2 separate regions of the Homo sapiens genome follow, and region 2 is linked to region 1. Evidence: read pairs that join two places in POLR2A ChIA-PET (ENCODE). Cell type or tissue: Panc1. All regions are shown on one strand. Each heading gives the region's core, and the rest is flanking DNA. Links, peaks and the distances in the headings are about the cores only.

Region 1 (15,771 bases), core at 6,359-8,858:
CAGCTATAGGTGCTGAATGCCTTTCACCAGGCTGTAGGAGGCCAATATCTGTTGGCAGCAGCTCACCTAGCATGTGCTGTGCCTAGTCAATGTGTGTGTGACAGGTGCTCCATCCTGGGGAGATAAGGAAGATGGGAGGACGAGGCTGAAAATACAGCAGGGGACCCTTACTGGACTCAGCCCTACTGGATGGTGAAGAAGCTGCTCTGCTGGCCACCAACCCTAATTGCTTCCGTTGTGTGGCAGCCCCACTCCCTCTATCTTCCAGCTGAAGAGCACAAGGAGTTCCATGGAGAGCATCGAATCAGGGAATCATGCTGTGGCACCTGCAGTGGAGCCTGGTCATGAAGAACGTGGTGCCCCTGGATGGCAGCCACTACACCTGCACAAGTTCAGTAGCATCCAGAGGATGCACACACTGGACCTTGCAGGTGTGGGTAGGAGGGAAGCTCCCAGACCCACCTGCACTCCCAGAACATCTTCTCATGGGTCTATTCTGCATGGGGGCTACCGGCCAACCAGACAGCAGTGCTGGACAGCAAAGTGGAGTTCCACTGCAAGATGTACGGTAACGTAGCACCTGGAGGTGAATGGCAGGAAGGCAGGCCCCAGCAGCTTCTACCTCAGCATGTTCAAGGTGGGCACCACTGCCGGCTCGTATTGGGGGTCGGGCAGGAGTGGGCACCTGGGGCTCTGCTTCATTGAAATCTACCAACATGATAGAAGTTTTGGAGTAGCCTATGAAAGACAAAATTATGGCACCAGCCATGAGGCGAAATCCTTTGCAGTGAGCAGTTCTCCTGGATATGAACTTGCTGCTGGTTTATACATCATCTGCTTTGAACCAAAGTCCGAAGTTAGATGCAGCTCCTTCAGAAGTAAGAATATATGTGTCAATCCATAAAAGTGAGAATCATTCTGGTGATTACTGTCCCCCATAATCTGTTCAAAAACATTTACTTCTTTCTCTGTAACTCTGTGCTCTCTGAATTCCCATACTGATTCCTTGGCAAGCTTGCACTTTGGTGCAAAAGATATTGCAGCTTCTGCATTGTTGAAATTTGCCATTTGATATTGGGATTCATTCTTAAATAAATGTGGTTATGTTATACACCATTTTAATGCACATTTCATGCTTTACAGTTTTTTGCTAAAGACTTATTACTTGCTGTTTATTTTATATTTATTTTAAACTATGGGAATAATGTTAGACAAAAAGGAAATTCAAGCAATTTTCTCATTCAAGTTCAAAATGGGTCATGCAGTAGCAGAGACAACTTGCAACATCAACAACACATCTGGCCCGGGAACTGCTAACAAAGTGACAGTGCAGTGGTGGTTCAAGAAGTTTTGCAAAGGAGATGAGAGCCTTGAAGATGAGGAGCATCATGGCCGGCGATTGGAAGTTGACAATGACCAATTGAGAGCCACCACTGAAGCTGATCCTCTTACAATTACACTAGAAGCTAGAAGTTGCCAAAGAACTCAACGTCCACCACTCTATGGTCATTCGGGATCTGAAGCAAATTGGAAAGGTGAGAAAGCTCAGTAAGTGGATGCTTCATGAGCTGAGTGAAAATTAAAAAAAAAAAAAAATCATTGTTTTGAAGTGCTGTCTTCTCTTATTCTATGCAACAATGAACCATTTCTCGATCAGATAGTGACGTGTGACGAAAAGTGGTTTTATATGACAACGGTGATGACCAGCTCAGTGATTGGACTGAGAAGAAGCTCCAAAGCACTTCCCAAAGCCAAACTTGCATCAAAGAAAGGTCAAGGTCACTGTTTGGTGATCTGCTGCCAGTCTGATCCACTACAGCTTTCTGAATCCTGGCAAAACCATTATAGTTGAGAAGTCTCTTCAGCAAATCAATGAGATGCACCAAAAACTGCAGTGCCTGCAGCTGCCATTTGTCAACAGAAAGGGCCCAAATTTCTCCACGACAATGCCTAACCACACGTCGCACAACCAATGCTTCAAAAGTTGAACAAATTGGGCTTTGAAATTTTGCCTCATCCACCATATTCACCTGACCTCTCACCAACTGACTACCACTTCTTCAAGCATCTCAACAACTTTTTGCAGGGAAAATGCTTCCACAACCAGCAGGATGCAGAAAATGCTTTCCAAGAGTTTGTCAAATCCCAAAGCAGAGATTTTTACACTACCGGAATAAATAAATGTATTTCTCATTGGTAAAAATGTATTGATTATAATGGTTTCTATTTTGATTAATAAAGATATGTTTGAGCCTAGTTACAATAATTCAAAATTCACAGTCTTAAACCACAATCACCTTTGCATCAATCTAATATTATCAATCTCATGTTTTTAACAAACATGAATTCTTTTTTTTTCTTTTTTGAGACAGAGTCTTGCCCTGTTGCCCAGGCTGGAGTGCAGTGGCACAATCTCGGCTCACTGCAACCTCCGCCTCCCAGGTTCAAGCAATTCCCCTGCCTCAGCTTCCTGAGTAGCTGGGACTACAGATGGTTGCCACCACACCCAGCTAATTTTTTTGTATTTTTAGTAGAGACAGGGTTTCACCGTGTTAGCCAGGATGGTCTCGATCTCCTGAACTGATGATCCGCTCTCCTCAGCCTCTCAAAGTGCTGGGGTCACAGGCATGGGCCACCGCACCTAGCCTTATTTTTAATTTTTGTAGGTACATAGTAGGTATATATATTTATGGGATACGTGAAATGTTTTGATACAGGCATGCAATGTTTAATAAGCATATCATGGAGAATGAGGTATCCATCCCTTCAAGCATTTACACTTTGAATTACAAACAATCCAATCTTTTTTTGTGATCTTTTTAAATCCTTTTTTGTTTGTAATCCTTTGAGTTACAAACAATCAAATCTTCAAGTTATTTTAAAATATACAATTATTATTGACTACAGTCACCCTATTGTGCTATCAAATAGCACAACAGCAGTCTTATTCATTCTTTCTATTATTTTGTACCCATTAACCATCCCCACCTGCCCCACAGTCCCCGACTATCCTTCCCAGCCTCTGGTAACCATCCTTCTAGTCTCTATGTCCATAAGTTCAATTGTTTTCATTTTTAGATCCCACAAATAGGTGAGAACATGCAATGTTTGTCTTTCTGTGCCTCGCTTATTTCACTTAGCATAGTGACCTCCAGTTTCATCCATGTGGTTGCAAATGACTAGATCTTATTCTTTTTTATGGCTGAATAACACTCCATTGTATATGTATGCCACATTTTCTTTATCCATTCATCTGTTGATAAACACTTAGGTTGCTTCCAAGTCTTAGCTATTGTAAATAGTGCAGCAACAAACACAGGAGTGCAGATGTCTCTTTGATATACTGATTCCCTTTCTTTTGGGTATATACTCAGAAATAGAATTGCTGGGTCATATGGCAGCTCAATTTTTATTCTGAGGAACCTCCAAAGTGTTCTCCATAGTGGTTGTACTAATTTACATTCTCACCAACAGTGTACAAGGGTTCTCTTTTCTCCACATCCTCATCAGCATTTGTTATTGCCTGACATTTAGATATAAGCCATTTTAACTGGGGTAAGATTATATCTCATTGTAGTTTTGATTTGCATTTCTCTGATGATCAATGATGTTGAGCACTTTTTCATATGCCTGTTTAACAAACATATTACCTTAAGATCCACTATAAAATTATGAGACAAAGTAAATTTGCATTGGTATAAAAATAGATACAGAGAACAGTGGAACAGAATAGAGAAGTCAGAAATAAAACTGCACACCTACAATCAACTGGTATTAAACAAAGTTGACAAAAGCAAGCAATGGAAGAAAGATCCCCTATTCAATAAATGGTGCAGGGAAAACTGGCTAACCATATATGCAAAAGATTGAAACTGGACCCCCTACCTCTCACCATATACAAAAATTAACTCAAAATGAAATAAAGACTCAAATTTAAGACCTCAAACTACAAAAAAATCCTAGAAGAAAACCTAGGAAATACTCTCTGGACATCAGCTGAGGCAAAGACTAAGTGCTCAAAAGCAATTGCAACAAAAACAAAAATTTACAATTGGGACCTAATTAAACTAAAGAGCTTCTGCACAGCAAAAGAAGCTATCAACAGAGCATACAGACAACCTACTGAATGGGAGAAACTATTTGTGAACTATGCATCTGACAAAGGACCAATATCCAGAACCTATAAGCAACTGAAACAAATCAGCAAGAAAAAAACAAATCACCCCATTGAAAAGTGGGCAAAGGACATAAACAGACATTTCTCAAAAGACGATTTACAGGCAGTCAACAAACATACAAACATATGAGAAAACACTCAACATCACCAATCATCAGAGAAATGCAAATCAAAACCTCAGTGAGATACCCATCTCACACCAGTCAGAATGACTGTTCTTAAAAAGTCAAAAAATACCAGATGTTGGCAAGGATGTGAAGAACAGAAAATACTTGCACACTATTGGTGGGAATACAAGCTAGTTCAGACCCTGTGGAAAGCAGTTTGGAGATTTCTCAAAGAACAAAAACTAGAACTACCATTTGACCCAACAGTCCCATTACTGGGTACATAACCAAAAGAAAATAAATCCTTCTACCAACAATACACCTGGTCTTGTATGTTTATCACAGCACTATTCACAATAGTAAAGACATGGAACCAAACTGGGTCCTCATCAATGGTGGGCTGGATGAAGAAAATCTGGTACGTACATACTATGGAATAGGAATGCTATGCAACTGTGAAAAAGAATGAAATCATGACCTTTGCAGTAACCTGGATGCAGCTGGAGGCAATTATCCTAAGTGAATTAACACAGAAACAAAAAACCAAATACCATATGTTCTCACTTATAAGTGGGAGCTAAATATTGTGTACACATGGACATAAAGATGGGAACAATAGACACTGGGGAATCCAAAAAGGGGTAGAGGATGAGAGATGAAAGGACTGAAAAATCTCCTATTGGAAACTATGTTCAATAGGAGAGATGGGATCAATAGAAGCCCAAACTTCAGCATTACACTAACCTAAATTTTTCTTAAAAATGAAGTAGTGAGAGTACCTCCCAACTCTAACATTCTATGACTCTACGACACTCTTCTTGACAAGGTGGAATAATTCATCCAATTTCTTGGGATGAAGTGAAAAGACAAGACAGTAACCAGCCACTATTTCAAAGATGAGCCATTAATTCTGCCCTGTGACCTCATATGTAATAGGCAGGCATTCATCCATGCAAAAGATCTTTACCATCTCTCTGTCAGGCCTGTATACAGAAATGTGGTTAAAACTTGGTTCCTAGGATGAGCTGCTTCTAGTCTAAGATACCTGTTATTACTTACGTATGTAGTTGCTTGGCATATCCTAAATAAACTTTCCTCCCTCCACCCCACAAAATGCAAGCCAGCCGGCCTTCCTACAAGCTCAAAGATAAATAAATATCCTATGGTTTTCAAAGAAGATCAGTCCTCTCTTTCTCTAAACCTATTCATACTTGCCTTAGTTCCCAATGATGACACCAGAATCTATTCCTAAATTTATAAATTTCCACAAAGTATATGGCAAATAAAATACCTTGTGTATTTAAACACCATAATCATTATTATAATTATACTTCAAGTTTGACCAATTAATTCTTCAATGATTTATCTAGAAAGAGTAAACATAAAAAACAAGTTTTTCACTCTAACTTTTGACCTCAATAGATACATCATTCTACAAAAATTCAAGAACCAAGAATGTTCAAGTTGTTTCCTAGCTTCCCTTCTCATGTTTAGGCTGGTCTTGAATCTTGTATGATATCTCATCTCCCTGGACTTACATTGTCCTCAAGTTTAAGAAAATAAGATATACAAAACATTACATTTCTTTAGCATTTCTCTATAGGGTCAACTACTCGATGCCACTGTGATCAGGGAGGAATGCAGGTCTTTTTACCTTTTTTTCTGGCTGAAAATATAATTATCTGCATTGGCATCATTCTTCAAAGCATTAGTTTCATATGGATTTCAGCACAAGCTTAAAAGCCACCAACTATTCTCTCCTTTGCAACTATTTCTTGGTTAGCAGCTGTAGTGAAAAAGTTACAATTCATGGGGGAATTAAGAAGAAACTTCTATTTGGAAATACACGAGAGCAGAAAGTCTTGAAGAAAACTAATTGGTAATCCAGCCAAAGAGGGTAATTCAGAGATAGATCTTTAAAGATATATATATGTATACACACACACACACACACACACACACACACATACACACACACACACACACAGAATTGAGGGAAATGACTATTCTTATCTGCTCTAGTGTTTTTTTTTTTTAAGGATAACATCCGTTCCAATTTTTTTCGAAGTACAGAGTTCCTTATTGTTTCTAGCTCATTTACTTTCCTCTGTCTCTCACAGAACCACACATTTCACCACTGTTTTGCATATGGGAGGCATAAACAAAAGCACGACATTTTAAGGCATGATCCCATGGGGCCTTCAAGAAGTTTATATTTCACTGGAAACTCTGAGAATCTTTTGCCCAGCTAAGAACATCTGCTTCCTCTTAGCAACTTTAAATGCACTTTGATCCTGACATCCTTCAGTATCACCCACACGATGTATTTGAGGTTTTCCTGAGTAAAACAGGAGAAAAGAGTGACATTTGAGTTGGGGGCAAAGTGCCACTTTCCAGGAGACATTTAACTAAAGCTTTTGCTCAGGAATAAAAAACATAGCTTTAGTGTGGCTTATTTTTGGTTCTTCCTTAGAAACCTATATCTGTAATAACACTTAGCATCTATGTAACATTTTTAAAACATTAAACAAATTACTCCTCAACAAACCCTTTGTTGGTAAGTCAATTAGGTAGAATATAATTTGCAGATGCAAAACCAAGAAAATCAGCAGGCCAAATTAGAATCCCATTGTTTACTCCATGCTTCCCATTATCCCTCTCCCCAGACCACCAAGAGTTTCCATATGTCAGCACGATTTTATTCAAGATCATCTACAGACAGTCACACACTGCATTAAAACACTTCAGTCAACAACGGACCTCATATACAACAGAGGTCCCATAAGATTATAATGAAGCTGAAGAATCCCTATTGTCTAGTGACACCGCAGCCATCACAATGTCCTAGTACAATTCATTAGTCACATGTTTGTGGGGAGGCTGGTGTAAACAAACCTACTGTGCTGCCAATTGTATAAATGTCTAGCACATAGTTACGTACAGCACATTATACTGGGTAATGATAATAAACCACTATATTACTGGTTTATATATTTACTACCCTACATATTTTACTGTTTTTTTAGAGTATGCTTTCTCTACTTATTAGAGGAAAAAGTTAACTGTAAAATAGCCTCAGGCAGGTCCTTCAAGAGGCATTTCAGAAGAAGGCACTGTTATCACACAAGATGACAGCTCTGTGCATGTTATTGCCTCTGACCTCCCTGAGATACACGGCGTGGAGTTGGAAGACAGTAATATTGATGATCCTGACTCTGTATAGACCTAGGCTAATGTGTGTGCTTGTGTCTTCGTTTTTAACAACAACAAGTTGCAAAAGTAAAAATAAAGATTTTAAAAATAGAATAAGGATACAAAAAGAAAATATTCTTATATAGTTGTACAATGTACTTGGCTTTTAAGCTAAGTGTTACTACAAGAGTAAAAAGGCTTTTTTAAAAATTAAAGAGTTTATAAAGTTTAAAAATTTACAGTAAGCTCAGATTAATTTAAAGAAAGAAAATGTTTTAATACATTTAGTGTGTCCTAAGTATACAGTATTTATAAAGTCTGCAGAAGTGTATAGTAATGTCCTAGTCCTTCACATTCACTCACCACTCACTCACCCAGAACAACTCCCACTCTTACAAGTTTCATTCATGGTAACTACCCTGCAGGTACAAGTATACCATTTTTTTGTCTTTTATGCCATATTTTTACTGTACCTTCTCTATGTTTAGATAGGAAAAATGTTTTTCATTGTGTTATAGCTGCCTATGGTATTCAATATATAACCATGTTGTGCAGGTTTGTAACCTAGGAGCAATAGGCTATATCGTATAGCCTCAGTGTTTAGTATGCTATGCTACCTAGGTTTAAGTACATTCTATGATGTTGGCACAATGACAAAATTGCCTAACGACCCATTTCTCAAAATGTATCCCCATTGTTAAGCAACATATGACTACAGTAACATTATCATGTGATAATTATCTATTTCAAATGTATAATACTCCAACAGCTACATTACTTTGGTTCCTTTATTAGTTCATTTCAAAAGCACATACTGAGTGCAGAGTAACATTTTAGACACTGTAGTTCATTTTTATCCAATTAAATAACATTCTAGTTTAGGGTTCGATATACTACCATCCTGTTTCCTATTTGTGTAGATAAAGTTTTGTTGAAACACAGCCATACCCATTTGTGTACATATTGTCTATGGCTGCTTTTGCACTGTAACAGCAAACCTGAGATTGAAGCCTCATTCAGTCATTGTCAGAGAGATTGTATGGCCCACCACTACAAAATATTTACCTTGTGTCCCTTTACAAAATAGGTTTGCCACCCCCTGTTCCATCTCAGTAATTTCCAAACACCTCACCTAGCTGCCCAGCTATCCCTTGAGAATCTGGTTAAAGACAGAGATCCTGCACCCTAGAGATTCTGATTCAGTAAGTTGGTTGGAGTGGAACTCAGGAATCTATATTTTTAAAACCTCTTTCAGGTGATTGGGTTGTAGTGTTCCATTTGAGGAATGGTGCTCCAGGTGATGTGGCTTATGGGTTTTCAAGAAGTACCCATGGGATGGGATTAATGACAGCTTTCTTGGAGATGGTAAGTATCTCCAAGTGTTATGCATTTGGATTGTTAGCAAGAAAATACAGACTGTATTTTAGGCAATAGAGAAGCTATGGAGGTGATAAGGAACAAAAATGAGTGAAGTATGTAGTGAGGAAGCAGGATTAACCAAAGATGATAGGGTGACACAGTGGAGTGATTGAAGAAAAGATTTCATTTGTATGGAATTGGGAATCAAAGCAATAGATGCCCTTGAAGGCTTATTGAAAAACACTTTAAAACACAAATTAATCATTCAAGATCTGCGAGGTGCAGTAGAGCTGATCTGGCCAAGCAGTGTACCCCAATCTTTGATGAACAATGGAGGCTCTATTTATAATACTGTGAGTTAAGGTTAGGGTACAGAATTAAATCAGTGGCTACTTCAGAGTTTGAACCTGCAACTTTAACCTCTAGGGCAGCGTTCTTAAACTTTAACAGGAATCAGCATCACCAGGAATGCTTGTTAAAACTCAGAAAGCTGGGTCTCTTCCCAGAATTTCTGGCTTAGTAGGTCTGGGACGGGGTCTGAAATTTTCATTTCTAACAAATCTGCAGGTGATGCGGCCGGTGCTGGTCTGGAAACCACTTCTGTAACCAAATAGGACAAATGGCTGAAAAAAAACAAGGTCATATTGTACTCCTGTGAATAGGCTTTGTCGTGTTTAAGCCCACTTAGTATACATGTTGATGAACCAAGGCAACCGTGCTACCATACCTCAGGTTTGAACTTTTAGAGCTCACTGCCAATTTGGATGGAAACCATATTAAAATCATAGGATTAGAAAATAATATAAAAAATAATAGAATAGGCCTTAGAGATAATTTAGTTCAATGTTTTATTTTATAAAATAGATGGAGAAACTAAAAATCAGAGAGGTTATACGGCTTAACTGCATGCAGTTCCTAATGGCAGCCCAAGGATTTCATTCTTCAAGAGGAACCTGCATAATAAAAATGAGTAATATTTTCTATTTAAAAAAATAAGCTTAATCCATGTCCCCTGAGTTTCCTAAAGAGCTTACAAATGGCAACAATATATAAACCATCATCTAGTAATCATGACAATAATAAAATCCTCATTGAAGGGAGACCCACATTTGCAGGAATGGTCAAAAGAAAACTAGTCAAGATTAGAAATCAATTTTGGTTTCTGAGTAACTGGTCCAAAACTTATTATTATATTACCTCATCTCTTTAAAAGGCAACCATTACATTGCTAATACTATATTTTATTTAGCTCTTTGTTGTTTTGCCGAATTTCACGTGCAAGGAAATAGAAGCTTGATTCAGGTTCAAGTTCTATTCCCTGATTATGGGCAAATGACACTCAGGTAACAGCTGCAATTGATTGAGAGTGACATCTAAGCAGAGATGCTTTCAGCTACCTCTGGGCTCCCAGGACACTTAGAAATAATTCAGGTATGGTTTCTTATCAGCTGAGTATTAGCAGCCTGTAAATATGTATCCCCCATTCAGCAGAATGGGTTCGTACAGAGTAAAAGCCACCTGGAAAACACTGAAATGTACTTCTTTAAGAGGTTGTCTAGCTACTTTTTCCCCAAGGGACAACCAATCGGCGATACATTATTTTAGCTTGTTAACATGTGGAACATATCAGGCTTTTGCCTTGCCTTGTTTTGTTTTGTTTTGTTTTAGTTTGCTCCCTGTGCTCTTCATTTGTCTTTCAAATGTAGAGTAAAAGGATCCATTTCTTTGTCCAGCTTCATGTCATATGTAGATAAAAGTGAATTAATTTTTAATGAAGTAGAAAGTGGGTTATATGAAGGCAATTTCCTTCTAGGCTTTACATGATGGCTCTTTTTCATTTTATTGGGTTCATCAACCAAATGGTTATTTATTCATATATCCATTCAGTATGTATTGAACAACGCTACGTGGAAGGCATTTTGACAGATTTGAGTTGGGTTTTTTTTCCCCTTCTTTTGTAATTATTGGAAAAGAGGAAGGAGTAGGCAGATGCTGCTCCCACACCAGACACAGTTTGAGTCCTATTTTCCCTTTGTTCCATCGTGACATAATTTCTGCACTGTAGATCGGTTGATCCTTTTACCCAACAAAGATTACTCTTCTGCCATTTTCAAAGTGGTGAAATAAAGGATCCAATGATTTCTTCTTTGGGTATTATAAAATATTACATTTTATGGTACCTGTGGGTATTATAAAATATTCTATTTCTTTATAAGCTAAATACAATTTGTATTTTTCTAAACTTACCTAACCTTGAATGATCCTAGCGTTAAAGTAAGGCCTGTCTATGCAGTAACTTTTAAACAGTATCAAGCATACCTACCTCTGTATTTGGCAGCTTTCCTTCAACCTAGAATGAACTCCACCTCGACAAAGACTATAAATCCTTTGAAGACCAACCTGAAGTTTAACCACTCCCCCCTCCCCGCCCCACACTGGACCCCTTTTGGGAGCTATGACAACCCACAATGAGATGGTTCTCTTCACTCCCAGGACACTGATTATTCAACACTACTCACTTGATGTGTCAGATCCTGTCTTATATTATGAATGATTGTTTTATGCATACTGTAAGCTCTTTGAGGACAAATTATAGGGCCTGTATTTTTTGTATATATCATAGAGCTTAACAAAGGATTAAATTTTGAGTTTAGCTTGAATGGGAGGAGAATGGTCTTTATAGTAATGGTCATTGATAGAGAATATTGATGGAGAATTATCTCCAGTAGAAAATTATCTATGGAATCAACTAAAAAGCAAAACATCAAAACTTTGAGTTACTAAGGTTAGTTACTGAAAAGGTTAACAAAATTTCTGACGTCATTGCAGGTGAATTTTAAAAAGTGGGTTTTTTTTTTTTTTTTTTTGTAAGAAGCTTGGAGAATTAAATTGATCTTCTTAATGTTACATAATGCTGCCTTGCAACAAGTAGTATGTTTATTCTTCAAAGAATGTTAGAAATCTTTGCTAACTAACTAGCAAATCACGAGCGAAACCAGCAAGGTGTAAAGAAGGTCGCAAAAAGAAATGCAAATGGTTATAACAGTATCAATCTAAAAACCTAACCACATTCTAGAGAGTTGAGAGAAGAAGTTGTTCATTTGGTGGTGCACTGGGGCTGGAGTTTTTATTGTTGGTTTGGTTTTTGGTATCAAGAGAGTTTATCTGGCTTTGATATTAGACTGTGTCTCCCTGAATAGTGTCTCTTCCTGCAAAGAGCTCACAATGGCAGCTTTTCACACACTGGATGCTAGGGTTTTTCATTTCATATAGCAGAACGGGAAACAAATAAAACATTATATAGTGCCCTTTTTACTGAGGCACCAAAACATGCTTCAGAAAACTTGTCAGAGGGAGATGGGAAGAGAGAGGAGCAAAAGAGATGATGGAAAAGCACGGTTCCCAGTTTTCATAAATGAACCGAATACTAGAATTGGAAAGAAAATACGCAAATAGGGAGCTAAATATGTCTAGGATAATGCCAAGTTACAAAATTTAGGCTTAAAAAAAATCAACATTCTCTGATCCCTCGATCTGTATTTTGAAGGGCACCTATTCAGCTGGTTTCTAATAATCCTAGCATTAAGACAAATAAACGGGGAGACATGGGTGGGTGCAGGCAGTCTCATGCTAATGCACAGCACCACCGATTTATTCACCCTTACAGCAGTTTTAAAATCAATTCAATATTTCCTGGATAGGTTGACATCACCCCTTTCATATCGGAGTGAAGGACTGAACTGCTTGCTCTGTACTCATTAAAATTCTGTATACTACACTATGCTGGAGCCAATGTCTATTTTCATGATGGCCGTAAAACAAAGCAATAAGTGTTCTTGTCTCTGAGGCCAAGGTGGGGAGAACAGAGAGGAGTTATGAGAGATGAGGTCCACAGAAAGGAAAAGAGGGAAGGAAGCATTAATCTGTTAATATTTACCAAATTCTAGCAATGAAGTATCACACATACACATTAATAAAGCATCCAAAACACAGACATGAATTCAAGGGCACTCCAAGAATTCTAGCCTGAGAGAGCCCAGCCAGTAAGGTAGTAGCAGACAATTTAATCTGGGAAAATGACTTTCCACCCAGAAAATTGAAAACATTGTTCTCAGTTCTTTTACTATTTCTATGAAGTAGTTTTCCTTTTCACAATCCATTTATGAAGGAAAATATGTATGTGTCACTCATCTGAGTACTATTTGCATAAACATGGGGCCTTGTTCTTCCAGATATATATTACATGTGTGTATGTGTGCATGTGCACACACACTTATACAAATATATGAATGAATATATATCTGTGCACAGGACCTCCAGGGCACAAGTGGCGTGGTGGAGGGATGCTCTGAGGAATGACTGGCTTTGGATTTGCCTGGATCTGAGGGCTGCATTCGGCTCTGCTCTGATGGAGGGAGGGTGACTGGCTGTAAGGAGCATTCATAGAACTGAAGGAGCCACGTTGCTCTACCCCCCAGGGTAAGAAAATGTACCTTTTGAACAACTGTGACATCAGCTAGGTCTGCAGCAGCACTGTGGTTCATCCTCCAGCTGAGGGAGTGAACCTCACAAAAGGGAGGCTACACCCAAGGACAGCGATGAGATGCTGCTCCAAGAATGCTCTTGGAGGAACTTACGTCCTGTGCTTTCTTCAGTCCCTCCTGACAAGTAAAACCAGACCTACTGACAGAGAAAAAATGACCTCAAATTCAGAATAGGACAGCAGTTTTTGTTTTGATCATTCTACATCATGTATGCTTTATACTCAGACAACAAACAGGCCCAACTTCAAATATTATTAAGATATTCTCAGTGAAGTGCCCGATTTTTTTTTCTTCTTATTTCGGCAACTCTTCACACACACACACACACACACACACACACACACACACACACACACACACACACACACACACAAAGAGAAAGAGGGAGAGAGAGACAGCAGGGCCATGCATATGGTAAAAACCAACGCTTTTATTCAAGAAGGGCAGGCTGACCTTTCAGAGTTTGTTAGAAACATACCCCAGAGTAAATGCTCACACTCTCAACTCTCTAGAATAAGACTCCGTCTTCAACAGCAATGAAGAATTGCCTGAAGACTCAACTTCCTTCGCCCACTGGGTCGAGGAGAAAGGAAAATAGGCAGAGTTCTTCAAGGAGGGGGCGGCACTGTGCCTGCTTGGCGCGGAAGGAATCCAGCCACCTCTCTGCCTACGTCCTCTATTTTCAGAGACAGCCTGGTTTCAGCCTGAGCTGTGGCCTGGTCCAGGAGCAGCCAGGGGAAGGGACCTCCTGCATCATGGGAGTGTCTGGGGGTGAGAAGGGCACCACTAGAAATCATGCCACAGAGCGATGGAAAGCAGTGCTCCCAGTCTTTTGCTTCCTGGTGCAAGTCACATTGCCCTTTAAAATGACATGGGGTGGGGTGTACAGTCCAGTGGGTAGAATGTGGCATAGTTCCCTAGGATCCAAGGAACACAGGAGGGAGCTCTATACTCTCTCTCTCTCTTAGACCAACTGGGTTCAAACCTCAATTCTGGCACTTCACAGTTCTATAGCCTAGGGCAAGTCATTGAATCTCTCTGTGCTTCAGCTTCCTTGTCTTTAAGTTGGGATAGGTAGTAACAGTCCCTACCTCACCAGGTAGCTTTGGAGGACTAAATGAGCAAATTCTCAAAGGGCTAAGGTAAAGTACTTGGATCGCAGTAAATATTCTCTAAGTGTCAGGGTTGTATCCCACCTGATTTGCTGTGAGCCTCTACTTGGTCCTGAAAGGAAAGAACAAAGGAGAACAAGGCTACTGCACTCATGCTCCCGCCATTGGGCCCTGGTGGCCCCTGATCTGCTGGAGCTGGTACTGCCTTCAAATCCCACCCTACCTGCCCCTATGTTTCCTTGGGCCTGGTGGAAGCGCATTGTTGGATGACTCCGCTGAAAGGCACAGGTGTCCTTATTACCCTCAAATAACCTAATTAAGACAGTATAAAAGAAGATGCTGGCACTGAAAAAGAACCTGGTCCACTTACTGACTGTAGGAGTGTAGGTTCCAGAAACCCTGTTTTGAACCAAATTCTGGGCCTCATTTATTATTAACAACATCATGGGGGGGGAGAGGAATGGCTCCATTGAAACTTTGTTCTTTATTTTATTTTGAGTTCATATTACCAATAAATAAAGCACATATTCCCTAGGGAGACAGGCCAATTATCTGCAACCTGCTTGCCAGGTACCATGACTGCAGGAGAACTGAGTGGCCAGAGGTTTCTGGATCTGAAGCTGCAATGAAATGTGTTCTCATAACTAACACTGAAGATATCATTCTTAAGAAGAATGTGTGAAGGCTATTTCTCTACTCTAAGCATATATTTTCTAAACCAAAAATCAAACCTGGTATGTCACAGAAAATTTTTGTGTGGCTTCTGAGACTCCCCTTGGGCTATCTTTAAGCAAAGAGTTTGAATGACAAAACATTGGCCTTTAGGGACTATGAGGGAAAAACAGGACAGAATATTTGACTAGCCTGAAAAAGTCAGGCACTTACCGTATTCATTCACTTGGCAGAGAAGCAAAAGACAGCAAATAGGAAGCTATTTTAATGGACACCCGTGGTTACCATTTATAAGGGTTATCCTCTTGTCCTTATCTTGATCTGAATAGGAGAAACTATAACTGAACTTTGAGGCTTCATTTGTGGTCATGGGTAGAATTGCCAAATAAAACCAGCTCTCTAACTCTACCCCTATTCTGTCCCTCCAAAGGGACAACCATCGATGTACCTGACCACATTCTCCTTTTCCCCAGGTCATCCTGAAGGACACAGTGTCCTCTTGAACACGTTTGATTTATTCAGTGTGTTCCTAGGCTTGAAACTAGAATGGAAAGAGATGCTATTCCCCTGATCACAACAGAGCTCTGCCTAGAGAATCAGTCTAGCAT
Region 2 (15,771 bases), core at 7,143-9,642, 70 kb after region 1:
AGCTACTCGGGACTACAGTGACCTGAGATTGCACCACTGCACTCCAGCCTGGGCAACAGAGCGAGACTCTGCCTCAAAAAAAAAAAAGCAACAACAGCTCTGGGGCCCAGAAGCCTTGAGGGTGTGTCCATCTTCACATAGAAGCTAAGAGATGGTGAGTAATGTTTGAACTTCATGTTTGTTGGGAAAAAATATGTGCCTTGTTTTCTCTCTGCCTCTTTGTTATCCTAAAATTTCCATACCACTGAGTTAAAAAGAACCAGTATACTTTCTAGCCCAGACAACTTAGGCATCCCTTGGTGAGACCTTTTCATATTAAAGTTAAGAAGTTAAATTTAATAATTTATTCAAGGATTTCTTTTCTGACTTTAAATGGTAACTGGAAACAAAAGGCTAGCTTGAGAAAAAATTATAAAGGGATGGTGGAAGTAGCATTTAAGTAGAGATACTTCAAACCCACTCACATCGCTGGCACAAAAGTTCTTTGTTATCTACGTGATGTTCATCAGAAGATGAGCAATAATATTGGCTCTGCACCCATTATCTTAACTCCTTCTACATTAACCAAGCCGTGATTAAGAAACTGATGTCCAGTTTATGGTTCTGCTAAGTTAACCACAGAAGGAGGTAGAAAAGTAGATTGTTAGTATGTAATAAATGCTATAATTAGGCTATGATGAAAGGAATCTGGCAGTCTTTATCCTGAGAGAATATTTAAGTCTGGAAGGACATGGCATGGAGGTGTTCATCATCAGTGATGGGCTGTGAGGAGAGATGAGAACATTCTATAGATTTAGATGATCCCATGTGAAAGTAAGTACCAGCTCGGCCACTTTATTATTATTTATTTTATTATCATTATTATTATTATTTTTGAGATGGAGTTTCGCTCTTGTTGCCTAGGCTGGAATGCAGTGGCGCAGTCTCAGCTCATTGCAATCTCCGCCTCCCAGGTTCAAGTGATTCTCCTTCCTCAGCCTCCTGAGTAGCTGGAATTACAGGCGCTCAACCACACCCGGCTAATTTTTGTATTTTTAGTAGAGATGGGGTTTTGCCATATTGGCCAGGCTGGCCTTGAACTCCTGACCTCAAGTATCCACCCTCGGCCTCTCAAAGTGCTGATATTACAGGTGTGAGCCACCGTGCCCGGCCTCAGCCACTTTATATATGAGGTAACTAATTTAACTTACTCACATTTGTTTCCTCATCTGCAAATTGTGGGTAATAACACTTACTCAGTCGGTGCTTGTAAGAATGAAATAATCAAATATGGAAAACACCTAGGAATAAGTGCTTAACATGCTGTAAATGCTCAGTAAGTAGTAAAATCAAGGTTTCTAGAAGAGAATAAAATACAAATTACCTTCAATTGCAGTGAAAAAGACTTTGGTATGATTAAATGACAACTTCATAACTAAATGAGGAGAGGAGGGAATTATTGGTTCTGTCTGGTTAATTACCATTGTATACCAAGTACCTCCCACAATTCCTGGCCCACGGTAGCAGGTCAATAAATATTTTTCTTTTTACATTTCCATTCCTTTCACTTTGTTTCCCCTAGGATTAACATTATATATCACCCTAATACAATTATCGAAACCAGAAATCATATGTATTTTTGAGTGAATATTGAATATATTTTTAAATAATCAAAAATAGGGTAATTATCCTTATATCTGGGATTATTCTTTCAAGAAACACAAAACATAGGAATAAAAAGTCTCTGAGTCCGAATTTCAAAATTGCTTTTGAGAATAAGAAACAATCCTTTTCATTAAAGTGGGGGCTTTAATGCAGACCCAGTGAGGTGAACTGCACAACTACTGCACATAAAATGTAGGAGCCCAATATTTGATCCTTTTGATTCATCAGAGTTTTGGGCTCAAGAATCATGGTGAGAAAATGAACTTCAGCTTAGTGAGCAAACCAGGATTTACAACAACAAAATATATATGTGCAAATTATGTAAAGCATGAGTTATTCTTTCTATTGTGAACAAAGGACATTTTTCGTAGCATAAGTCTTTGTTATGAATATCTCTATATACTGCATAGACATTTTTCACACCCCCATCAATTTTGTGAAGAGACAGTGAGTTACCTAATTTGTGTCAAAAACAAGGAAAAGATGTGTCAACGACAGCATTTTTTTTCCCATTCCAGTGACAGGTTAGCACTCCAACTGTTGCTGATCTGTTGGAATTTCCTGTTTCCTCTTCCATGGAAATGTTTTCTCTTTTCTGTTGAAATAATAGATTGGAACCAGTGAGGCAGGCTAGGACATGACAACTCGGGACAACAAATGGCATCTGAAACAATTGTCCATGGTATACAATGAATGCAGTAAAATCCATCTATCTGGACTCAATAGAACCAGAGTTTTTCTTAGAGATTCACAATAATAACTAGAAGTTAAAATCATAAGACTTTGATCATGATATGAAACAAATTAACTGATGCCCAGTTTAGTTTTGGTGTTAAATGACATCTTTAAGACTTGTTTGACTGTGAATGAGATGAAGGGCAGCCTTCTGTCAACCAAAATAAACATTTCCAAACATTCTAGATCAATAGATGGTTCTTCTGTGTATCTTTTTTCTTCCCCCTCTTTGTTCCTCCTGCTCTCCCATTTGCTTTCCTTTCCTTCTCCGAGATTGCTTTCCTGTCATTGCTTCTTGCACCCCAGACACTCTGGAGGGACACCTTGATTGTCGCTGAAAACCCACCTAAACATTGGTTCACAGACAATGTGCTCAAGAGAAAAGAAGCAGTGGAGCTGTTCTCCATTTAGTGCAGTGTAGAGAACAAACATCGCCCTAGGGGAAAAAAAAAAATAGCTGGAGCTAGCCACCATTCTACCAGTAACTTTTCATGAAATTATGGGCAAAACGTTTAAAAGTCTTGAGGCATAAGTTGCTTTTACAGTTATAATCAGAAAGGACCCTCCCATCCCTCTGTTCTTTTTTGGCAGTGATCTTGGACTCCAAAAGCTGCTCTGTGGAGCCTGCAGTCAGTTGTGTCCATGATCAACCACTTTAGTCACCACCTGACTAACCACATGTTCCAGAAATGTACTCTTTATTCAAAGACTTCTTCAAAGAGTATCTAACAGTAACTCAGACACATGACATTTACTTGCTTTGAGTGACTCTTCAGTACTTCTTCTAATATGGTTTGGCTGTGTGCCCACCCAAATCTCATCTTGAATTGTAACTCCCACAATTCCCATGTGCCCTGGGAGGAACCTGGTGGGAAGTGATTGAATTATGGGGGCAGATCTTTCCTGTGCAGTTCTCATGATAGTGAATGAGTCTCATGAGATCTGATGGTTTTAAAAAGAGGAGATTCCCTGCACAAGCTCTCTTTTTGCCTGCCACCATCCATGTAAGATGTGACTTGCTCCTCCTTGCCTTCTGCCATGATTGTGAGGCCTCCCCAGCCACTTGGAACTGTAAGTCCATTAAACCTCTTTCTTTTGTAAATTGCCCAGTCTCAGTTATGTCTTTATCAGCAGCATGAATACAGACTAATACATCTCCCTTCTCAGAAAAAAAATAATAGTTAGAAACATTTTTTCTCTCAAAGACATTTTCTTATTTATATAAATTCTGTCTCTCAATCAAATCTGAGTGTCTTTAACATTCTGTAAGAAGATTTTTTTTTAATACACTTTACCCATTTGCAGTCCAATTATTAATTTGACAGAAAATCACTCAGGACAACAGAAATTGAGCCCCTAACACCCACCAAATATTTAAAAGTATATAATGTTACTATGTGAAGATACTCAACAAATATGGAACACAGTTTGTGATTTCGAAAACTTTATAACCTACATTGGGAAGATAATATTCATTGGATTTTAGAATAAGAAAGGATTATAAGTCCACTATTTTCTAGATGGATCAGGAAATAGTCCACCATCCCAAGAATAAAATAGAGGGCAGAAAAAGATGGTTTGACCACCACAAAATAAACTAAGTTCCCTTTCCTACTCTCCAATGATGTTATGCTGCACAGATGATCAGCAGAGGCGATTGTGGCAGATCCTAGCGCAGGTCTCATGTCGCTGGTCGTAGGCATCTAAAATAGGAAGGAGGAGTGCTGCAGAGAGGGCTCCTGCATGCCCTCCAGCATCGGAGGCATGTGAAGGCTGCAGGAAGGGGTGGAACAGGCACTTTGATGCAGAGGTGCCAAAGGGGTCTTAGATCAACACACTCAAGCAAGTACAGTGAGAGCTGTGGAACTGTGACTCCTGGACCACAAAGTGATCCATCCACAAGATGATTTGAGAGGTTTATATCATTTTGTCATTTGTCGTTTCTGTTTTTTCAGATATGACTGGCAGTTACTATGTGACATAGCCAAATCGATCCAAATGTATTATTAAGTAGCATTTTTGTTAATTAAACTTTTAATTTTAGCTTTGCTGAAATATGCTTGTGGTGTGCTTTTTATAGTCCTAGGAGTAGTGCAAAAGGAAAGCTCTGCCACCTGACAATTTCCCATGAAACTAATGATCTGTTGGTTGTACATGGATGCAAATGCCACAAGAGCTTTTACTGCTAGAGGAGTGGGAAATGGAAGAAAAGACCCAGAGATGAGAGAATACTAGAATGGGATGTAACATCATGGTACATATTTGAATTATTAAAAAGGATTGAAATACATTGCAGCTGAGCCGCAAGGATATCAGAGGCCAACACCTACAGAGAAAAATTCAATATTAAACAAGTGATGGCAGCTTTAAGTTCAATAGGCATTGAGAAGTCTCTTTGGGCAGGGAGGGAGCAGAACAGGCACTGATGAGGGTTAATATTCAGTGGAGGTAGAAAAGGCAATCCGCTATGATCCAAGACATTTTTTGCTCACCTGCTGGATGATATTTAAAATTTCTTTGACTTTAGTGTTTGGAATTTTGCTTCAATGCTTGATTAAGCATGTATTTGTGGGTTTCAATAGCCATTCTTTTTCTCCGTACCAGACAGACGGGAGTGAAGCAGTCCCATTCAGGAGGAGTACCACCAAACCAGTAACCAGAGACATTCATTAGGGTCTGCCTAGATTTGAACATGTTTGTAATTAATAACCTAGGATGGCTATTTTTATGTGTCAACTTGACTAGGCTATGATACCCAGATATTTCATCAAAAGCCAGTCTGGATGTTGCTGTGAACATATTTTTTAGATGAGATTAACATTTAAATCAGTAGACTTTGAATAAAGCAGATTGTTCTCCATAATGTGGGTGGGCCTTATCCAATTAGTTGAAGGCCTTAAGAGAAAAAAAAAAAGACTGCGATCTCCTAAGGAAGAGAAGAGTCTGTCTCCAGACTGCGTTCAGACTCAAACTACAATGTCAACTCCTCCCTGTGTCTCCAGCCTGCTGGCTTTCCCTGTAAATTTCAGACTTGCCAGCACCCACAATCATGTGAGCCAATTCTTACTTTAAAATCTCTCTCTCTCTCTACAGACACACACACACATACACACACACACACACACACACACACACACACATCCTATTTGTTCTGTTGATCTGGAAAACCCTGACTAATACATATCCCCTAAAACCCCTTAGGGTTTAGATCCAGAACTTGAAATAAAAAGAAATTTATTTGAGTGATGAGAACACATGGACACACAGCGGGGAACAACACACACTGGGGCCTACCGGAGGGTGGAGGGTGGGAGCAGGGAGAGGATCAGGAAAAATAACTGATGGATACTAGGCTTAATACCTGGGTGATGAAATAATCTACACAACAAACCCCCATGGCACATGTTTACCTATGGAAAAAACCTGCACATCCTGCACATGTACCCCTGAACTTAAAATCAAAGTTAAAAAAAAAAGACACTTATTTGAGTATAATAAACTCAGAGATTCTGAGTAAATAATAACATTTTGTTAAACAATTTAAATTAAACCTAAATAACTGATTAGAGGAACACTAAAAATTTTTGAACTAAGTTTTGAATATGGGATCCCAGCAACCCAATCTTATGATCGGGATTCATGATTATTCTCTTTCCTTTTTACCTTTTTGTTTTATGGTCTATTGTCTTGTAAGTTTCTGAACTAAAACTGGTAGTCAGCTTTTGTGGAGGTTTTGCTATCTCTCCAGAAATTCCTTATGCACTCCCTCTGCATTCTGTCTCTTTCCCGACTATTCTTTTCTTAGAAAGGAGTATGTTGTAGTGAAAAGATCAAGGTCTTTGAAGTAAAAACAAAAAATGTTCATTTGAATCCTGGATCTGAAGAAAACACCGGCTGTGGAAACTTGTCCAAGTCATTTAACCTCTCTAAGCCCCAGTTTCCTCATCCCTCAAGATCCTCACAAAGAGAGTACTCAGATTAAATAAGGTAACAAATGTTCAGACCCTAGTGTTTATACAGGAAGGTACTGACTTCCATGTGAGGTGACTGAAGCCTAGTGAACAAGCTTCTTGGTTTCTTTACTTAAAAAGTCCCTGATCGTAAAAATATCAACAAACATGTAATTTAGAAAGCAGAGGACATCTCTGCTATCCTTGGCAGCTGCAAAGAAAGTCAGTCAAAAGGAATATATTATTTCGATGTAGTCTAACTTCTATAACAAACAACTCCCCAGTTGCAGCAGCTTGACATAGTGAAACTGTTATTTCTTGCTCATGTCACAGCGCAGTGTGGGAGGATGGAGGGACTCTGTTCCACATTCATTCATGAACCCAGGCACCTTCAATCTTGTGGCTCCACCCTCATATTGGCCCTTAAAGTTCTTTCAAGGTAGCTAATGAGAAAAAAGGCAGAAAAGAGAACGTGATGACCACACAAAGGAAGCGTATGTAGGTTATTTCTGCAAGTGGCACGTGTTGCTCCAGCTCATATCCAATTGGCCAGAATGCCACTGCATAGCCTTACCTGGAACACGTGGTGTCTCCCTGTGCCCAGGGAGACAAAAACAACAATGTTGGTGAACTTGGGCATACATTCATCTCAAGAGCCATAAAGGCCTGTTAGATTAGATTTGTTTGTTCTTAACTGTTTACTCGCCGTTACTCATGCATATCCTTTGATCTGTGTTCAGGCCTTTGATTTTATGTAAATGCCTAGGCGTACACATTTTCCTATAAGCCGAACTTAATAATGAGAAAAGAGGTAGACCAGAAGTCTCTTAGTGTCTAAAGTAGAAACAAAAAGATAGCTGTTAAGACAGAAGATGAAAAATAGAGAGGCTCAGAGTGCAAAAGGAAATGATACATTTTTTGAGGTCTTTCCCGATGGGACTTTTCTGTAGGCTGCACATCATTGGAAACGCCTCATAGAGTTAACTCTGTGGTTTTACTTTACTCACAGGACTCTTGTTAGATCTGTGGGAACTACAAGACAGTTGCTACAAGTATGAAAAAGACTGTTACTAAATATATGAAAGACCTGATAATTTACTTTTTTACCTTATGTATTGGCATATTCCACACTCTGCACTATTCTTGAGTGTGATCGCTTAGGAATGAATATGATTTGAACTCACTCAGGTTTAGAGAGGGTGTCACATTGAGAACTAGGCAGATCCACCTACACTAAAAATGACCCTAAAGTAAATTGGTTGAAGAAATTAGATCTTAAAGATTCTTGATTTTTCCAAAGGTAAATTTTGAAATCTTCATCAGTATAGCCATATTAAAAGGAGATGACGACAGATGCCAAAAATCAAAGAATTATGGCCTGACAGGACAACTGCATTAAAATAAGCATCAGTTTCATTAAAAAGGGCTAACTTGAAGATAAATCTTTTGAAGATAAATTTTGACTCCAGCTCTTTAGAGGATCTAAAGTGACCTCGATGGACAGTGGAAGAACTTACAACATGGAATTCCTTGAATAAAAATCTATTGACTTTAAATAATTTTGCCTAATGTTACACACACACAGTTAAAACGAAAACACCTCTTTACACTGTCAAAAAAAGAAGAAGAAAATGATAGATTTTCACATTGCCCCATTGATGCCATTAAAAATCTATATAATCACTAGAGTCAAGTATTAGAAATGCTATCTTCTGTGGCCGCGTTCTCTTTCAAGGCCTATTAGTCCCTAAATTATCTCCCTGGGCACATGGCAACACTACATGTTCCAGGTAAGGCTATGTGTTGAGAAACAGTAGTGCTGGCTAAAGCCTCACAGTGAAATTAACATCCAGTGAAATTAATCTATTTGCAGGCTGCAAATGCCTATAGCAGTTGATGACTGTGATGAAAAGTGCTTTCACTTTCATGGACTATTTCAAACTTCCAAGAGAAGTTAAGGTGGAAACAAACATGAGCCAGACTCCCTAGTTCCCCATCTCTTTTCCTTTCTTCTGGGTCTTATCCACATTCTGTACCCTGAAAAAGCCCAGATCTTCTCCTGTACCTGCCCTATGTGCTGTCTCCAACCATCCTTAAAGCAAGGCCTCTGCCAAACACACAGAGTGAGGAGCCACCTATATGGCATGATGTTTGTCTTGACATGAGTGGAGACCACAGAGGCTTCCCCACACTCCCTTTGCAGATCTATCAGCGTTCTCCTGTACAACTACAGTGCCAGGACACTCCAGTTTTAGCTGCGCGTTGGTGTAGGGCATTGAAGGCCTCATAAAAATTACAGCTATCTGACAGCACTGATAGTCAAAGCCACTATCTATTAAGTGGTTACTATATGCTAGTGACTTTATATATGCTAGGTTATTAATCCCACCACAACCCTAGCAGTATTATTACTTCCACTGAAAACTGAGTTTTAGTGAGGTTAAGCAAACAACCCAAGGCAGCATAGCTAATAAAAGACAGAGCCAGGATTTAAACCTAATTCCATCTGACTCCTCCTACATGAAACAATTATAGCAAACATTTGTTGAAAGCTTACTACATGCCAATCATTGTTCTGAGCTCCTTACTTGTGTTAACTCATTTTTTCCCACAACAATTCTAGGAAGCAAACACTGCTATTGCCACCTTTTTGCAGAGGAAGGTACTGAGGTGAAGCGACTTGCCCAAACCCTACAAAAAGTAAGTGGTTAGAGCTGGGACTGCAATCCAGAGCTCTCTGTATTGAGACCAATCCACTCTTTTTTTTTTTTTTTTCATTCTTATATGTTTTAATTGTAAAATTTTCAAAAATTCCTACTTCCATGTCATCACCTAGATTTAACGACTATTGACATTTTGCTATATTTGCTTCAGTTTTTGTTGAAATACTTTAAAATAAGTTAACATGTCATAGTATTTTACTCCTTAATACTTCAGCGTGCATCTCTAAAGATGGATTTTTTTTACATAATCACAATAGCATTATCACACCTGATAAAATATATTACCAATTCCCTAATACCATATTCAAAATTCTGTAATTGTTCCAAAAGTATCTTTTCTACAGTTGGTTTGTTCAAACTAGTATCCTGCGAAAAATCATGAATAACATTTGCTAATTATATAATTCTAAAACACCTCCTTCCTACTCCCTTTTTGTACCATGACATTAATTGCTAAGGAATCAAGATCAGTCTATAGAATGATCTGCCTTCTGGATTTGTTTATTTCCTTGTGGTGCTGATTAAGTTTTTCCTCTAGTTTCTGTGTTTCTTATGAAGTGGAAACTTTAACTAAAGGCTTGAGTAGATTCACTTTCAGCAAGAATGCTTCATAGATGATATTGCAACTTCATATTGTACCACATTTGGATCTTCACAGTAACTGGCCATTGCATCAACAGCAGTGTCAAGAGCATCATAGCATCGGATGATGATGGACAGATGCCTCTGCTGCAGAGTTATGCCCCCGCCCCAACACTCAATTGGCAATCATCTGGGGAAGTCTGTCACAATGGTCCCTGTCCACCTTTCTTTTAGTGGTTTCAGCATCTGTCAAAGGTTCTTATTTGAATTTCCATCCTATCAAGGGCTGCAAAATGGTGACTTTCTGACCGTATTATTGCATCTACATTCACAGCTGACATTCTTCAATAAAGAAAAGTTTTCCTTCATCAAGTAGAACTATTTAGTTATGCTGAAATTCAGTATCTTCTAGAAAGACATTAAATCTTTAATTATTTTTAATTCTCAATTCTCAGAATAACCAATTCATGTAATAATCACCTCCAGTGATGGCAAATGAGTTTTGTTTTGGAAGACATTCTCTTTTCTAGTTATGTACTTGCGGAGTTTTATATATTCATAGTCATTTTTAAATGCTCAGGTTGTCTCACACTTGCCACTGTATACTCTTCAACTAGAATGCTACTTAACCCAGATTAAAATCCACGTTTCCCGTGTAGTAACTGAGTGACTCTTGCTTCTGTGCCTCTGTCTCTCAGAAATAAAACTGGAATTCAAAATTCTATAGAGCTTATAAGATGGTTGTAGTAATTAAATGAGACAGGTCAGCTACCAGGCTTAGCGAAGGCCATAAACAAAGAAAGAATGTGACAAATGTTAGTTGCTCCTATTTTCATATCATCACCATCTAATGCTAAGTCTTCACTAGGGAAGGAATTAGGGTCTGGAGATGCGGTGGTAAAGGGAAGAGCAAGGGTCTCAAATGCTTTAGAGAGAAGATTCTCACCCAGAACAGTGACACATGAGGGCTTTGCAGGGCCAGGAACAGGTAAAGAAACTAGGAACCTGGTGAAGGGAAGAAGGCAGGAGGCAGAATAAAATATTCCTGGAAAAAAATTATTTTTGTTTGTTTCACAGTTTTCTCAGGGCCTATTCTATTCCAAGATATCGAAAAGAATGCTGGTGAAACTAGAGCTAAGTGGCTGTCTCAGAACCTACCAGAGTAGAGAGGTCAGGTCATTTCTAGGCTTCAGGTGGCTTGTCCACCTGTCCTGCCAGCCCAGTCTCAGTTTGGGCATTAGCTGATGGGCTAAGCTGCTTGTTTCATGCTGGTCTGTAAGAAGAGCTTACAAGTGGGAAGACAAGTTCAGCATCATCTTCAAATGACAATGGTCATATGAAATACTAAAGATAGTTTCCTGTAAAAACCTCCCACAGAAACGAAAAGTTTTTAAATAAAACATGTCATCCAAAATTGTAAAGTGAGAAAGATTGTTTTCATCTCATGTCTTTGAATTGTATTGTGAGAGGTATTGGTCTTCTTCCACCAATCCAAAGTTAAGGACAAATAAATTTCATTGTATCGGAAACTTTGGAGGAAAAATTTGATGCTATTATTTTCCTTCCATGGAAATTTTATTCTGGGGATATATTTCCGTAGCAAATGCATAGTAGTTGCCAAAGAAACAAGTTAATAGTAGGCTTGATAAGAGGGATTTCTTAAAATGAAGAGCCGTTTTATCCTCCCCACCATGTCTTTCCCTTTCAGAATACTTGCTGACTCACCCCAGCCTCCCAGAACATAAACGACGGTGTTATAGCCACGAAATCCTACAAAAACCACTTCACTTCCGAGCATGTACACACATATATGTGTGCGTGGAATGTGCGCATGTGTGTTTAGGGGGTGGAAGTAAGGGCTTTCCTTCTTTCTCTTTTTATTCTCTTTTTTTTTTTTCAGACAGAGTCTTACTCTATTGCCCATGCTGGAGTGCAATGGCGCTATCTCCGCTCACTGCAACCTCCGCCTCCCGGGTTCAAGCGATTCTCCTGCCTCAGCCTCCCAAGTAGCTGGGATTACAGGCACCCACCACCATGCCCGGCTAATTTTTGTATTTTTAGTAGAGACGGGGTTTCACCATGTTAGCCAGGCTGGTCTCAAACTCCTGACCTCGCTATCTGCCCGCCTCAGCCTCTCAAAGTGCTGGGATTACAGGTGTGAGCCACTGGGCCTGGCCTATCTTTTTATTCCTTAATAAAAAATGTTTGTTTCCTCACAACTTGACAGGAACTGGCTCTGAGATTTACAGAAATAACTGAAGGGATATCGCTCATGCAAATTATCCTGCTTCTTCATTAGCTGTGGTGCTCACAACAGCCAAAGCTCTCCGTCCTCCCTCTTTTTAGGTCATGTTAGGCTTTCCTTTATAATCATATTCAGTGGACTAGCATGCCTCAGTAGAATGTTGAGTGACTTGAAAAATACTTGGCTACCAGACAAGAAAGTAAAACAAAAGCTACGTGTGTAACGTTTAACAAAGGAACATTCAGAATCTTCCCTCTGGGAGAAACAAAGCAGCAAAGAACACCCTCGTCCTCCTCTCCCAAATAAAAACTGGGAGAAAACATCCTGGAAAATAAATGCCAACACCAGAAGCCAGTTACTAGGAAGAAACATGATGAAGTTTTAAACCATTTACTCTCATTTTGTTCTTTTAAACCAAGGCCACTAATAACCTCAGAAATGTCGACTGATTATCTTCTTTCTGCTTGGTTGGTATATCTGTACCAAAATGTTCAGATGGAAGGTAAACAAAGGCCTAGCAGCTCAGATTTTTTAAAATTTGAACTGGAACTCATTTATTTGTATTTCAAAATTCCGAGGCAGATTACCTGGAAGACATCCAAAACCTCAGAAGCCAAAAGTTCTGCCAAGCATTTTTCAGCTTGGTAATCGGTAATATAATACAGCCAGATCATTAAAGAAATCCTGTTCTGAATTCCCTTGAAGTTTCTAAGGCAAAGTTTAAACAAAAATTATTTCCTTCAGAGTCTCCTATGCATGATAAGTTTCCATCTGTGCATAAGGAAACAGCATAGTAGATTAGACACCTTGACTAAGAACAAATAAACACAACAAAAATAAACGTACATTGCATTTCTCTCTAGACCTGCATGGCTGTGTATTCACAAAGCAAAACATTGTATATCTTTCGTCTCTTAGGAAGAAGTTGTTTATTACTCCTTTGCTTTGTCATGGCCATCTTGCTCATTTACTTTTCAATAATCACATATTGAAAACCCACTCTGAAGAAGGTGCTGTGCCAGACACCATGTAAAGAGACAAAGATGTAGATACACAGACTCTGCGCATGTGGGGCATAATATATAGTGGTGGGGAGGAGGAGAAGATATATACAGATAGGTATTAAACCAGGTGGAAGGTGTTGGGAAAAAGTACCTTAGGAAAGGCAAGATGAGATGCTCTGGATGTCCGGAGAAAGGTATGTTAATTAGAATGAAGAGGTCAGGAGAGATTTCAGGAAGGAGGTGGAATGAGAGCTGCATCATGAAAGGAAGGTGGGATGTGGACAAAGTGGAGAAGGTCTTAGAGTACCATGGTGCTTCATCAAGTGCCTTGTTGCCTAAAGTGTTCTGCTTCTTTCCAACCTGTGTCACGTGTAAGTCCATTTATACACTTAAACCAAAACTGAGTACATGAGAACATATATTTCTCACCCACACATTAAAATCAAGTTGAGGCCGGGTGCAGTGGCTCATACCTGTAATCCCAGCACTTTGGGAGGACAAGGTGGGCAGATCACTTGAGGTCAGGAGTTCAAGAGCAGCCTGGCCAACATGGTGAAACCCCATCTCTATTAAAAATACAAAAATTAGCAGGGAGTGGTGGCAGGTGCCTGTAATCCCAACTACTCAGGAGGATGAGGCAGGAGGATCACTTGAACCTAGGAGGCGGAGGTTGCAGTGAGATCGTGCCACTGCACTCCAGCCTGGGCAATAGAGCGACGCTCTGTCACTAAATAAATAAATAAATAAATGAAACGAAGTTGAATATTATCTCACAGTTCTATACAATCACAGTTTGCTTTTTATGCTGCTATTTATTTTTTCCATCTAAGTTGTCTTAGTGCACCATCTCCTTAAATTAACTACCAGAAAACAGGTGAAACCCATGAAACCTAGTGTTTTAGTGGAGCCATCCACTACTCAAGACCAATGTGGGAACCGCAGTCTGAATTATTTGACCTCATCAATAAGCACATTCCCACTTTGCCTATGAAGGGTGCTTATAGTAAAGAATCATCTCTTAGCCACTGTTCCACTGTGTCAATCTATGGAAAAATCAAAACGCACTTACTGAATTCATTTAAGTAAGCATTCACTGGGAAATTCCTACCCCAAAGACACTGTGTCAATTCGGAGGACTCAGGATGGCTCCCTGCAGGCATCTCACAGGCTGGAGGTGGAACTCACACCCACCTGTAATGCAGTGTATGATAATAGAGCTGTACACACAGATCCTTGGAAGCACAATACACAAGTACATCTAATGCCCACATTAAACTTTTAAAATGAAGCTGGTTTTCATTTGCATATGTAAATTCATATTCCTATTATTTGGGCTTCTAGTTGTAAGATAAGCTGAAAATGTTCTTCAGACTTTTTTGGTATTAGCTTTAGAACCTATTTATATATGAAGCACATGCAAAATATTAGTATTATTTTTTAAGCCATTTGCCAATATTGAAAAAATAACTGGTTTCATTTACTAAACTTGAATGTGAATGATATTTCACTTTGTCCAACATTCAAATATACTTTCACATCCAAAGATTTGCCACAATTGAGAATACTGAAAAATGTGCCACATATTTTGAAAGTAATTTTAAAACATATACATTGGAAAAGCATTTAGAAATGTTTGTGACAGTGGAATCATTTCAATGTACTTTCCTACCTCCTTTGTTATCTTTGTCCATTTTGTGTTGGTATAACAGAATACCACAGACTGGGTAATTTATAAAGAAAAGAAATTAGGCCCGGCGCGGAGCCTCACTCCTGTAATCCCAGCACTTTGGAAGGCCAAGGCGGGTGGATCGCCTGAGGTCAGGGGTTTGAGATCAGCCTGGCGAACATGGTGAAACCCTGTCTTTACTAAAAATACAAAAATTAGCTGGGCATGGTTGCGGGCGCCTGTAATCCCAGCTATTTGGGAGGCTGAGGCAGGAGAATTGTTTGAACCCAGGAGGTGGAGGTTGCAGTGAGCTGAGATCGGGCCACTGCACTCCAGCTTGGGCGACAGAGGAAGGATCCATCTCAAAAAAAAAAAGAAAAGAAAAGAAAAGAAATGTATTTCTCATAGAGTGCATGTGACAGAGAGGGAGAAAGAGCAAGACAGTGATGCAGCAGAACTTGCTTTTACGACAAACCCACTCTCGCAATAACTAATCCACTCCTGCAATAACAATATTAAGCCATTCATGAGGATAGAGCCCTCCTGACCTAATTACCTCCTGTGAGGCCCCACCTTCCAAGACTGTTGCATTGAGATTACATTTCCAACACATGAACTTTTGGGGGACACGTTCAAACCGTAGCATTTGTCTAGCAACTTCCTAATGTTCACAACTCAGATCCTGCCTCCTAGATTTCCCTCTGCACTCCCATGCTATTTTTTGAAACCTATAATTCCATCGCTAAAACCAAGTCAAAGACAACCATACCTTTGTTTCCTCATCTGCAGGAGGTGATAACCGATAGTATTCATAGAGGCAAAATAAATTAATGCCATGTAAGAACAGCATGTAAACCATAGTATCATAAAAGTATTCACTATCATTATTCAAGTAATTTTCACATAGTAGGTCACCAATATCGGATCATTGAATAAAACATATACCTTGTTCAATAGATATATCAGAATTTATACATCCAAAGGTTTGTTAGCCTCTTTCATAAAATGAGCTACAATCTCACTTCATAAGTTAAAAATAAACATTCATTGAATCTAAGCTACAGCTTTATGCATTGAAAACATTACCAACTTATTTACATAGCACATTAAAATTTTACAAAGCACATTTACAGGGAGAGAATTAATTTAATTTTCTTCCACACTATGTGATACAGCTCTAGTGCCAATCATAAATGACAAACCCTTAATACATTTGCCCATC

What was found. Peaks named below come from ENCODE experiments on the same cell type or tissue, not always from the same donor. Only the 100,000 strongest peaks of a DNase experiment are listed, where the experiment ranks them.
Region 2: POLR2A ChIA-PET joins it to region 1 with 13 read pairs; 3 of 35 experiments call an interaction of 5 or more read pairs at or near these places.

The regions. Positions count from the first base shown.
Region 1 is chr3:177,685,146-177,700,916 of GRCh38, reverse strand. All of the region lies in intron 3 of LINC00578 (long intergenic non-protein coding RNA 578), which reads right to left. It also overlaps the pseudogene FGFR3P4. Among named protein-coding and RNA genes, the nearest start is that of LINC02015, 120 kb to the left of the region's middle. In Panc1, for the core only: no CTCF peak of the experiment used is centred there; no DNase peak of the experiment used is centred there; H3K27ac peaks cover 437 bases.
Region 2 is chr3:177,615,885-177,631,655 of GRCh38, reverse strand. LINC00578 (long intergenic non-protein coding RNA 578) reads right to left here. Exons shown (of 4, transcript NR_047568.1): 3 at 2,101-2,239. LOC124900562 (small nucleolar RNA SNORA18) reads left to right here and starts at 7,247; the gene lies at 7,247-7,374. In Panc1, for the core only: a CTCF peak has its summit at 8,983; no DNase peak of the experiment used is centred there; H3K27ac peaks cover 2,500 bases.